Regions from separate parts of the Homo sapiens genome. Here region 1 is linked to region 2. The links are chromatin contacts, found by Hi-C or POLR2A ChIA-PET in ENCODE. All regions are on one chromosome and are shown on one strand. Each heading gives the region's core, a stretch centred on a gene start or an enhancer-like site at or near the end of the contact. The rest is flanking DNA. Distances are from core to core; before and after follow the strand shown. Region 1 holds the start of CAPN7 (calpain 7). Region 2 overlaps SLC6A6 (solute carrier family 6 member 6).

Evidence for each region. A loop is a pair of places that touch in the nucleus more often than their neighbours do. ChIA-PET counts read pairs that join two places held with the same protein, here RNA polymerase II (POLR2A). Pooled maps may share reads with other maps.
Region 1: a pooled map shows a loop between it and region 2 (8-fold over the local background). The contact joins the promoter of CAPN7 here to the enhancer-like site in region 2. A Hi-C loop is called at or near these places in 1 of 37 single-sample maps with no recorded cell type and 6 of 50 pooled maps. POLR2A ChIA-PET finds 5 or more read pairs at or near these places in 2 of 52 experiments (T-cell and activated T-cell).

The regions. Positions count from the first base shown.
Region 1 is chr3:15,204,996-15,210,316 of GRCh38, reverse strand. CAPN7 (calpain 7) reads right to left here and starts at 4,071. Exons shown (of 21, transcript NM_014296.3): 1 at 3,720-4,071. The coding sequence starts at 3,821. It also overlaps the pseudogene COL6A4P1. RefSeq lists a silencer at 3,846-4,365.
Region 2 is chr3:14,431,819-14,437,267 of GRCh38, reverse strand. The region is part of intron 2 of SLC6A6 (solute carrier family 6 member 6); the gene reads right to left. Among named protein-coding and RNA genes, the nearest start is that of SLC6A6, 32 kb to the right of the region's middle. RefSeq lists enhancers at 846-1,757, 1,758-2,669, 4,713-5,007, 4,707-5,116, 4,494-5,405. Within about 2 kb of position 2,236, at least 14 of the 41 ENCODE cell types and tissues checked have a DNase peak (open chromatin) inside an H3K27ac peak, as active enhancers do.

The sequences.
Region 1 (5,321 bases), core at 2,822-5,321, 770 kb before region 2:
TGATTATTAATTTCCAAATAATTATTGTACTTTTTAAAAAAAGCTATTTTTTTTACTTAGGAGTCTGAGGCAGGAGGACTGCTTGAGGCCAGGAGTTCAAGACTAACTGGGCAACATAGTGAAATCCCCATTTCTGGAAAAAAAAAAAATTAGCCAGGTATTGTGGTGCACACCTGTAGTCCCAGCTACTCAGGAGGCTGAGGCTGGAAGATTGTTTTAGCCCAGGAGTTTGAGGCTGCAGTGAGTTATGATCTCACCACTGCCCGCCAGCCTGGGTGACAGAATGAGACCCTGTCTCTGAAAAATAAAATAAAGCCAATTTAAAAAACTGCTGGTGTCAATTTTATTTTACTCATTTCATTTATATTCAAAACTGACAAGAAATAAATAGCTTATAGAAAGGACTGGGCAGAAAACACTAAATACTAAACTGATGAAGCTTATATAAATAATTTCTAGAAGTACAACCACTTTTTTTGGCTTTCTCAAAGATAAAAAATTCTTCCTGACATGTATGTAAGTCTATAGGAAACAAGGGGCAGTGCATAGCAGTTTCTTTTGCTTTAATAAAATCTATTTTTATATAGCACTATTTTAACCTGTTGTCAAAGCTATTTCACAAAACACACACAATTTTTCTCTTAAACAATGCCTTGTGAAATTGTCAAAAAAGTCTAAAAGGATTCTGAAATGCACCAAAACTCTCTAAACATAAAGCAGATTATAATAGAATGAGACCTACTGTTAAGATAGATCACAGGGTGACCAGAGTTTATAATATTTGATTGTACATTTCAAAATAGCTAGATTAATTCAAATGTTCCTAGCATAAATATTAAGGGAATAATATTCAGTAATAAAAGCTGCACAGTTCAGCTGTGAAGTAGTTAAGGTGATGGCTATCCCAAGTATGCTGATTTATCTTTACAAATTATATTAATGTATTAAATTATCACATGTACCCTGAAACTATGTACATTACCTATCAATAAAAAAAGAAAAAAATAGGCTGGGGGCGGTGGCTCATGCCTATAATCCCAGCACTTTGGGAAGCCGAGGCAGGTGGATCACCTGAGGTCGGGAGTTTGAGACCAGCCTGACCAACATGGAGAAACCCGGTCTCTACTAAAAATACAAAATTAGCCGGGGGTGGTGGTGCATGCCTGTAATCCCAGCTACTCAGGAGGCTGAGGCAGGAGAATCACTTGAACCCACGAGGTGGAGGTTGCAGCGAGTCGAGATTGTGCTATTGCACTCCAGCCTGAGCAACAAGAACAAAACTCCGTCTCAAAAAAAAAGGAAAAAAGATTATAAAATGAAAGCAACAAAATATTAATCTGAAACAAACCACACTTTATTGACAGCACATACATTTGTGAAAAAAAGTACTACTATTGTACAGTATTATCAAAGTCTGATAATCTTTCTAAAAGAAAAGGTGACACTATCATGAGGACACAGCTCCCTCCAAATCTAGCTAGAGCTAGAGGGGTATATTTGCAAATCCTCAGAATTGGAGAGAAGAGAGTGGACCATGGAAGCTCATACCCTTTGATTTATCAATTCTGTCCCCGGTAATTTATCCCAAAGAAAATTCAGGCAAAAATTTGCACTAGTCATAAGAATTAGTTATAAAGATATGAACTACATCGTTACTTATGATGTTGAAAAAACAAAATCAACTGAATGCCCAAGAGTCTGTAAATTAATTATAGTACACTGGACAGGCACAGAGGCTCACGCCTGTAATTCCAGCATTTTGGGAGACTGAGGCAGGAAGATCGCTTGACCCAGGAGTTCGAAACCAGCCTGGGCAACACAGCGAGACTCCATTTCTACACAAAAAAAAAAAAAAAAAAAAAATTAGCCAAGTGTGGTTGTGTCTACCTGTAGTCCCACCAATTGGGAGACTGAGGCAGGAGGATTGCTTGAGCTTTGCAGTTTGAGGCTGCAATGAGCTATTATTAGTGGGCCACGGCACTCCAGGCTGAGTGACAGGGCAAGACGCTGTCTCTTAAAAAAAAAAATATGGTACACCCACATAATGAACTACTGTGCAGCTATTACTAAAAACAGTATAAACCAGTTTGTAAAAAAAAAAAAAAAGCATATACACATACGCATAAAAAAACACAAAAATATAGTCACACACCACATAACATTTCAGTCAACAACAGACTGAATATATGATAGTGGTCCCCTAAGATTATAATGGAGTTGAAAAATTCCTATTGCCTGGTCATGTCATAGCCATCATAATGTCATAGCACAACACTTTACTCGCATGTTTGTGGTGATGCTGATGTAAACAAACCTACTGGGGTGCCAGTGGTGTAAAAGTCTACCACACACAATAATGTAGAGTACATAATACTTGATAATCAACAACTATGTTACTGGTTTATGTATTTACTATGCTATACTATGTACTGTTAGTATACTCCTTTTATAAAAAAAAGTTAACTATAAAACAGTCTCTGACATGTCCTTCAGGAGATATTTCAAGAGACATTGTTATCATAGGAGACGACAGTTTCATTCCTGTTATTGCTCCTGAAGACCTCCCAGTGGGACAAGATTGGAGGTGGAAGACAGTAATATTGATGATCCTGACGAGGTGTAGGCCTAGGCTAACGTGTGCCTTAGTTTTTAACTAAAGAATAAAAAAAAAAAAAGAAACAAAAAAACTTACCAAATAAAGATATAAAGAAAATGTTTGTGTAACTGCACAATAAGTTCGTTTTAAGCTATTACAAAAGAGTTAAAAAGTTAAGAAAATTTAGAAGTTTATAAAGTAAAAGGGTTACCGTAAGCTAAGGTTAGTTTATTACTGAAGAAAGATTAAAAAAATTTAGCGTAGCCTAAGGGTACACTGCTTATAAAGTCTACAAGAGTAGAGCAGTGAATGTCCCAGGCCTTCACATTCACTCACCACTACTCACCAACTCAGAGCAACTTCCAGTCCTGCAAGCTCCTTTTGTGGGTAAGTGCCCCACACTGGTGTAGTATTTTTTTTTTATCTTTTATGCTGCATGTTTACTGTACCTTTTCTATGTTTAGATGCACAAATACTTACCACTGCATGTAACTGCACACACCACTGAGTACAGCAACACGCTGCGCAGGCCTGTAACCTAGGAGCAACAGGCCATGCCATACAGCTTAGGTGTGGAACAGGCTGTACCATTCAGGCTTGTGTAAGCGCTTTCTACGGTGTTCGCACAACAACAAAATGGCCTAAGAACACATTTCTCAGAAAATATCACATCGCTAAGGACGCATGACTGTATGTCAAATGCTATGACAGGAGATGGTTTTTATTCTTTTTAAGTTTATTTAACGAGCATGCATTATTTTGATATATATCACAGGCCATTTCCCGCTAGCTGTAAATCAGAGTCAAGTGACAGCAAGAATTGGCTACTAACTACCCATATCTAACACCTGCCCCCCAAAGCGGCTCAACGGTGGGCATTTGCCAGTCAGGACTACAGGTGGAGGAGCGGCGGCTGCAAGCCGCGACCCAGCCTCCCCGCAGCCTCAGCGTCGGCCTCTGCACTCGGGCTTGCCGCTCCCAACAAGAGGAGGGCCGGGAGGCGGACGAGGGAAAAGCAAAGCCGGGGCCGCTAGCCTCCGCACCCGGATCCCGCCCCTCGGCCGCAGGCCCGGGCCGCACTCCGACTGAGCAACTCCGACCGAAGCGCCGGGCCCGGCCCTACCTTGTAATAAAACACCGCCTCGGAGTAGCGGCCTTCGTGGTCGCGCTGAACCGCCAGACGGGCGAACTGCACAGCGTCCCGCTCCAGTGCTGTGGCGTCCATGGCGCAGTGGCCCCGCGCCGGGGCAGGGAAGGAGGCCCTGACGCAGGACGGCTCTTCGCGGACTGCGGCGGCCCGGCGGCGGCGAGGACTCGGGAGCGCCGCGGAAGGAGCGGCAAAGTTTACTTTGGACGGTGGAGGAGAGCTCGCCTTCCCGTTGCCGGGCTGGGGTCCACCGCGAAGCCGCGCCCCTCAGCCCAGACCCGGCTTGTAGCCCACCCGGCCGCCCCACTTCGCGGCCCCAGCGGCCCTCGCCCCGCCCACCAGCCGCCCGACGCAGGCGCAGCCTGGCCCTCACGAGCTCCTTAGAAGCTGGGGCCGCCGAGGCCAGGCTCGCGGGACTGCGCGGGCTGTGGGCGGGGCCGGGCCCACGCAGGAGCCGGGCCGCGGGGGCGGGGCAAAAAGGCCTGCCGCTGTGCACGTGACCGTCGCGGCGCCCGGGATTGAGCAGCTGAGGGCAGGTGCCACGTCCGAGCTGCCCACACACCGCCTTATGCGTGGCGGTGGCGGTGCAGGGCGAGGCTGTTTTCGTCGACAGTGGGCAGTAGAGGGGTACGCGCCTTACAGATCCTTTCCTCTGTTAAGTGTAAGGGATGGGAGTAAAGAGCTAAGGAAGAATGCCTCCCACCAGCATCTGACACATTAAAAAAATTACCGTGAGGACAGAGGTTCTTTAGAGTCACTCTTCGCTAACATTTATTTTCATTTGTTTTCCACAAGCTGAATCATGACCCTATAGCCCCCCACTGTACACCAAGGTCGTATTGATTGAATTGTTAACAAACAAGGTAATGTATTTCCACTTGTACTTACCCTTAGGTTAACTTGATGCTGTTGTAATTAAATACTTAATTAGGTGATTATTTGATTTATGTCTTCTCTCCCCTAAAGGTCTGAAGTCAGCAGTAATAAAAATGAATTAGTGATGGGCACCACCAAATTCATGCTGAGTCAAAGAAGTAAGAATTGAGTACATAATGTATAATTCCATCTATAAGAAACACTAGAAAACACTACGATGTTAGAAAGCAGATCAGTGGTTGGGAAGGGGATACAAAGGAATCTTTTCGGATGATGAGAATGTTTTATATCTCAATGGTGGTGTAAAAATATATACGTTTGTCAAAACTTATCAAACTACATTTTAAGTGTGTACTTTTAATTTTTTAATTATACTCTAAATTTTTTTTCAGTCATTTGGCCTGCATTTAAAATGGGACTCTAATTTCTTAGTTTAAGTGTATTTCTTCACATTTAGTGAAGTTCTTAATAACAACGGTCTCATCAGGCTGTTATAAAGACACACAGAATTTGATTTTGTGCCTGGCCCAAAGATGGCTCTCAAAGGTAGCAACTACAGTTTTATAGCTGAAGCAGGGATGCTTCCTGTCTTTACCACTTTGATCCCAGCGTTGAGCGCAAGCCTTGTTCCAGAGCAGGTGTTCAACAAATATTTTAAAATGTTGAATGAGTCAACTCCACTACTTAAATATATCTAATGTG
Region 2 (5,449 bases), core at 987-3,486:
AACAAAAAAAGTTACTTTTAAGAAAAAGATAGCTGTGTTTATTAAGCACTGACCATATACACAAGCAGAATATGCATCTTTTTAAAAAGAGCACTGACTACAAGCACATTTTCATTTTCTTAGCTAATCCCCTCAGTGGGTGCTGCTCCCATCCTTCCTGTGCTGATAAAGCACAGAGATGTGAAGTCACTTGTCCACAGTCACACATGAGGAAAAGGCCACTTAAGCTCCAAATGCCCCCCAGGTCTGTCTTGGCCTCTGAAGTCCATGTTCTCAACTACTGTAGCTGCTATGGATCAAATGAAATGGGGTCTGGTGTCTTTAAGGAGCCAGCTGCAAGCCGGCTGACAAACTGGGGAACTAGGCAAAGGCAAACAGGGAAGTGAAGGGCCACATGATGGAGACGGGGCTCAGGAGGCTGGACAGGGCCTGGGGAGCAGTCAGTGCCAAGGGCCACAGGGCTGGGCCAGGCCAGCTAATGAAACAGCACAGACTCAGGCAGGACAGATGGCGTGCTGGACTGGAGCCCTCCTCTAGCAAACAGGGAACTCTGATGGGGCTCCCTGGACCACTGTCTCCATAGATTCTGGGCTAGGTACAGGCTCAGTGAGCAGGATGGCCAGGATCTATTAGTGATGCCTGCCAAGGGCACTCTCCTTGGCCCTAGTGTTTAACAATTAAGCACCAAAAAAAAAAAAAAAAAAAAAAAAAAAAAAAAAAAAAAAAAAAAAAAAAAGGGAGTTGTTGTTAAGAGTGCTATTCCTGGGTGGGCGTGGTGGCTCACACCTTTAATCCCAACACTCTGGAAGGCTGAAGTGAAAGGGTGGCTTGAGGCCAGGAGTTCCAGATAAGCCTGGGCAACACATTTGGACCCTGTCTGTACAAAAAGTTAAAAAAAAATTAGCCAGGTGTGGTCACGTGCGCCTGCAGTCCCAGCTACTCAGGAGGCTGCGGTAGGAGGATCACTTGCACCCGGGAGTTGGAGGCTGCAGTGAGTTGTGATCATGCCACCTCACTCCAGGCTGGGTGACAGAGCAAGACCCTGTTTCTAAAAAGATGAAAAAATAATAATAATAAAGTAGAAGCTCTTTCCATCACTCTAAGTGGAGTAGCTGTTTTAAGTGGAAATTAATCAAAGCCTTTCTTTTTCTCTTTTATATATATTTTAAAAGTACACCTTTAAGAGATTGAATCATTGAATTGTATCATGAGGTCTGTATCTGTTGGTTATCTGCTCCCAAGGAAAGGCTAACTCAAGCGTGGCGAGCTCCAAAGCCTCCAGAGGCCTGGTGGGCAAAGGACAGGAGTCCACTGGGGTGGGGAGGTCGCAGGGAAGAGTGGGAACCAGGGGACAGGAGGAGTCTGGACTCTCACAGGCAGCTCTCCTTAGCTCCCACTACTGCAGGTGCCTTCGGGACTGGTGCCCACTGGGGCTGGATCCTCCAGCTTCTCAAGAGATGTTGAAATCTGGTTTATATGCACACACACATTTTTCAGTTTCTAAACCACCACCTGGGTCAAACACAAACACAGAGGGGGCCAGACTCAGCCTGTGGCCAGTCTGCTCTCTTTGGTCACACTATTGCCCCCAGGTCACCTAAGGTGGCCGTGGCAAAGGGAAGAATGGGCTCGTGCGGAGATGCTGACCAGGCTGGCCTACAGCCCTGATGGCTTGTCCCGGTGAGGTCATCCAGGAAGCCAGGCATTGTTTTGCCCGGAACAAAGCCGAAACAATGAGCAAAAATATTCTGGTCGTAGTGAAAGTGAATTCTGTTGAGGAAATCGTTTCAGCATGCCGTCTCTGGGACAGGGGCTTGTTATCTACCTGGGGTTCAGCATCCTCGGGTGAGGTCCTCCCCTCTCCTGATTTAACTGCAACCTCCACCCCACCAAAGTACGGGTCTACCCTCAGAGACCCCCGACCTCCGCTAGAAGCCTCCTGCCTGGATCACACTAAGCCCTGCAGAAAAGCCTCTACCTCACCCCCGGCCTCATCAGCCTTGCCTTTCACAGATCAGGAGACTGAGGCTCAGAGAAGGGGGAAGCCTTATCCCAGGTCCCACAGCTACAGGACAGTGGGCCAGGATTTGCACCCACGTCCCAACTCCATGACCTTGGTGCCACCCTGGGGCAAGGTGACCTCTGGATGGGGACCAGCCAGACCACGTAGTTCTTCTTAGTCTGTGGTTTGCTGGGGAAGAGTGGATGACAGTGAGCAGGTTTTGCAAAGAACAAGCCTCTGGAACAACGCCGGGGGTGGCGAGACACGGTATGAGTCTAATAGACAGCCAACTTGTCACCTTCCCCTCATAAAAACATTGGCAGGTGAACATAAGGTCTGGGGACTGGGTCCAAACTGTTTTATCATCTCCTTGGAAGTGGCAGGACCTGGCCCAAAGCCCCAGAGAACCACAGTCTGGCAGCAGAGGAGAGGCAGCAAGGAGAGTGCCACCGTGCCAGTTGCAGGGGGAGGGGTGGAGGCACGGCAGGCTCCCGGTGGCAGGATGGCCTGAGAAGGGCCAGGATGAGGCAGGGTGGCTGGCGCTGCCCCAGATGAAGGTGTTTGAGGCACACACCATACTCCAAACGGAGGTGCCCCACAGCAGAGCCCAAGCAGCTAAGTCGGGGAAAGGGCAGTGGGCGAGGTCAGAAAGCTGGGTCATGCAGGCCAAGTCACTTCCCCTCTGCATCTCAGAGGTCCAGGGTTAGAACAAAGGTTTGAGTGGCTTTGGCAAGCAGTGGCTGTTAACTCACCCTACTATGTGCCAGGCACTGCTCTAGGAACTGGAGACAGTGGGTGAGCCCTACCAAGCTGACCTGCAGAAGGGGAGATAGACACTAAACACATAAATGAGCAATTATTTATGACAGTGCCCAGCACACAGAAAACAACAAAGTAGGCCCCTCTGCGGAGGTGACATTTCATAACAACAGCAGCTCGCTGAGGACTCACTGTGGGCAGGCCCTGTGCCAAGCCCTTTCCAGACACCAACTCACTCACTTACTCCTCACCAGCCCGGATGATGGAAAGAGGCCCAGAGAAGTAAAGCCACTTGCCCAGGGTCATACAGCTGGATTCAAACCCAGAAGCTCGGCTCTAGGGAACAAGCTTTTAGCCACACTGAAGCTGAGGCAAAGAACTGGGGGCAAAGAACTGGGGGAACACTGTTCTAAGAGCAGAGAACAGCAGGTGTAAAGAGGGCCATGGTGCACATAGTGAAGAAACAGAAAGCCAGAGTGTGGCAGAGAGGAAGAGGGGACGGGGCCCCCAAGGCCAGAGTTAGAACCTGGATTTATCCCAAGTTTTGTGCTGCCCCAGTGAGGGCTCAACGCTTTTGGCTAAAAGCCCTGGATTGTCCCTGACCACCAACCCTTCCCTTCTACTCTGAAAGGGAACTTAAGGGCCCATGTTGGGTTTTTCCCTGCAGGTACTTATGACTTTTTTTTTTTTTTTTTTTTTTTTTTGAGACAGAGTCTAGCTCTGTTGCCCAAGCTGGAGTGCAGGGTGCGATCTCAGCTCTCTGCAACCTCCGCCACCTGGGTCCAAGAGATTCTCGTTTCTCAGCCTCCTGAATAGCTGGGATTACAGGTGCCTGCCACCACGCCCAGCTAATTATTTAGTATTTTTAGTAGAGATGGGGTTTCACCATGTTGGCCAGGCTAGTCTCAAACTCCTGACCTCAAGTGATCCACCTGCCTTGGCCTCCCAAAGTGCTGAGATTATAGATGGGAGCTACCGTGCTCAGCTAACACTTTCTGGTGGGGCCTGTAGAGTCGTTAACCCCACACCTCGGCCGCCTGGGTTCCTCACCATGAGCTGAGAACCTGCGGGGTGGGTGGCCAGAATGTCTTCCCCTTGACCAAGGACCTAACACCTAAGACTGGTGGCACAAACACAACATCCTTGTGCAGGAAGCCCAAACCCTGCCGGCTCCATGGGTGAAGCCATGCTTTGAAAGGAACAGGGTCACCCTTTGCTGTAATGTGCTCTTGGGAAGTCATCTGCCCACTCTGCTCTGAGCAGGCACTCGCTTACCTGGGGCAATTCTCTCTGGGGGAGGTGGCGGGAGGGAACAAAAGCTCTGGCTGACTGAGCACCTGCTACACACCTGGCCCAGGGCCATCACAGGGGTACTGGGTCACCGTCCCACCTTCACAGCACTAACGTCCCACCTTCACAGCACTAACGACTAGAGAAGGAGGGAGGGGCTCGTTTTGTTAAAGAAACAAAAATTATTCTACAAGTTCAGAGGAAGGACAAGGTTCCGTGTCTGGTCAAGGGTAGGCTTCAAAGACGTCTCTGGTCAAAGAGTCCCTGAGAGCTGGGCCTGACAGCCTGGACACACAGAGGAAGGTCAAGTCTCTGGGATGCTGTCTGAGGGGACCCTGGACACCACTCAGTAGACTTCCAGGGCACTTGGTACCCACAGCTGGGCTGGAGGAGAAAGAGGAGCTTGGGGAGGGCCACCAAAATGCCTACCTTGGGTACTTGGAGGCCTGTTTCCACAGCCAGAGGCAGGGCCGAGAGCAGCCCCATCTGCAGATTCTGCACACATCGGGGCTTCTCCTGACCTGGGGAGTCGCGCACTGTTGGACTTGCTCTTAAGGCTGGGGTTTTGGGGTTGTTTTCCTGTTGCTATGTGTTTAGGCCAATAACAGCACAACGGTCACACTGCCTGCAGCTCTGCTCCAGGGTGCAGGGGCTGGGTGAAGGGTCAGAGGGAGCCAAGCCCCTTTTCCATCTCCTTCCCCCATGGCCCAGGGCTGGCTGGAGTCAGGCTGCTGTAGGGGCCCCTGGAGCCTGCGGAAGGAGTGGGTGAGTCAGCAGGCAGCCACCTCCTGGCACTGACTCACCAGCGACAGGACAGGGCTGTCACTCTTGCTGTCAGCTTCGCTAGCAGCCCAGCCCTCAGCCTGGTTTTGCCGGAAATGGGGGCGGGGTAGGGTAGACCATGAGCCTGAAACAGGCTCTGCAGAGCCCAGGATTATTTCTGGAGGCCACAAAAAAGAAACTCAAGAAAAGAGAAAGGTTGGTTGCCATTTCCTTGACCTTCTCCTTTTAAGCTGTAAGAAGCCTAAAGCCCTGCTCCTTGTTGGCTATGAAAAGCAGAGGGCAGCCCCTCCCTTGCTCTATAGAAACTGGAAGGATACAGGCCCCAGTGACAGAGTCAGCTAAGGGTGCACGTGCAGGAGCCGGGCCAGCCCCAACTCTGTCACTGTGGCTCTGCCGGATGCCACAGTGCCATGGAAACCAGTCAGGGCGCTCTGCTGTACAGCCTTGGGCAAGTCACCTTCTCTCTTCAGCCTCAGTGTTACCCTCTCTAAAGTAGGCACAATATCCCATCTACAGTATGTGAAACTCCTACCTCATTAAATGTTTGCAAACAACCTCCCCCTCCTTGTTCCTCTTTTAAACATGTTTTTCCCCCTGACGAGGATGTACTTTCTT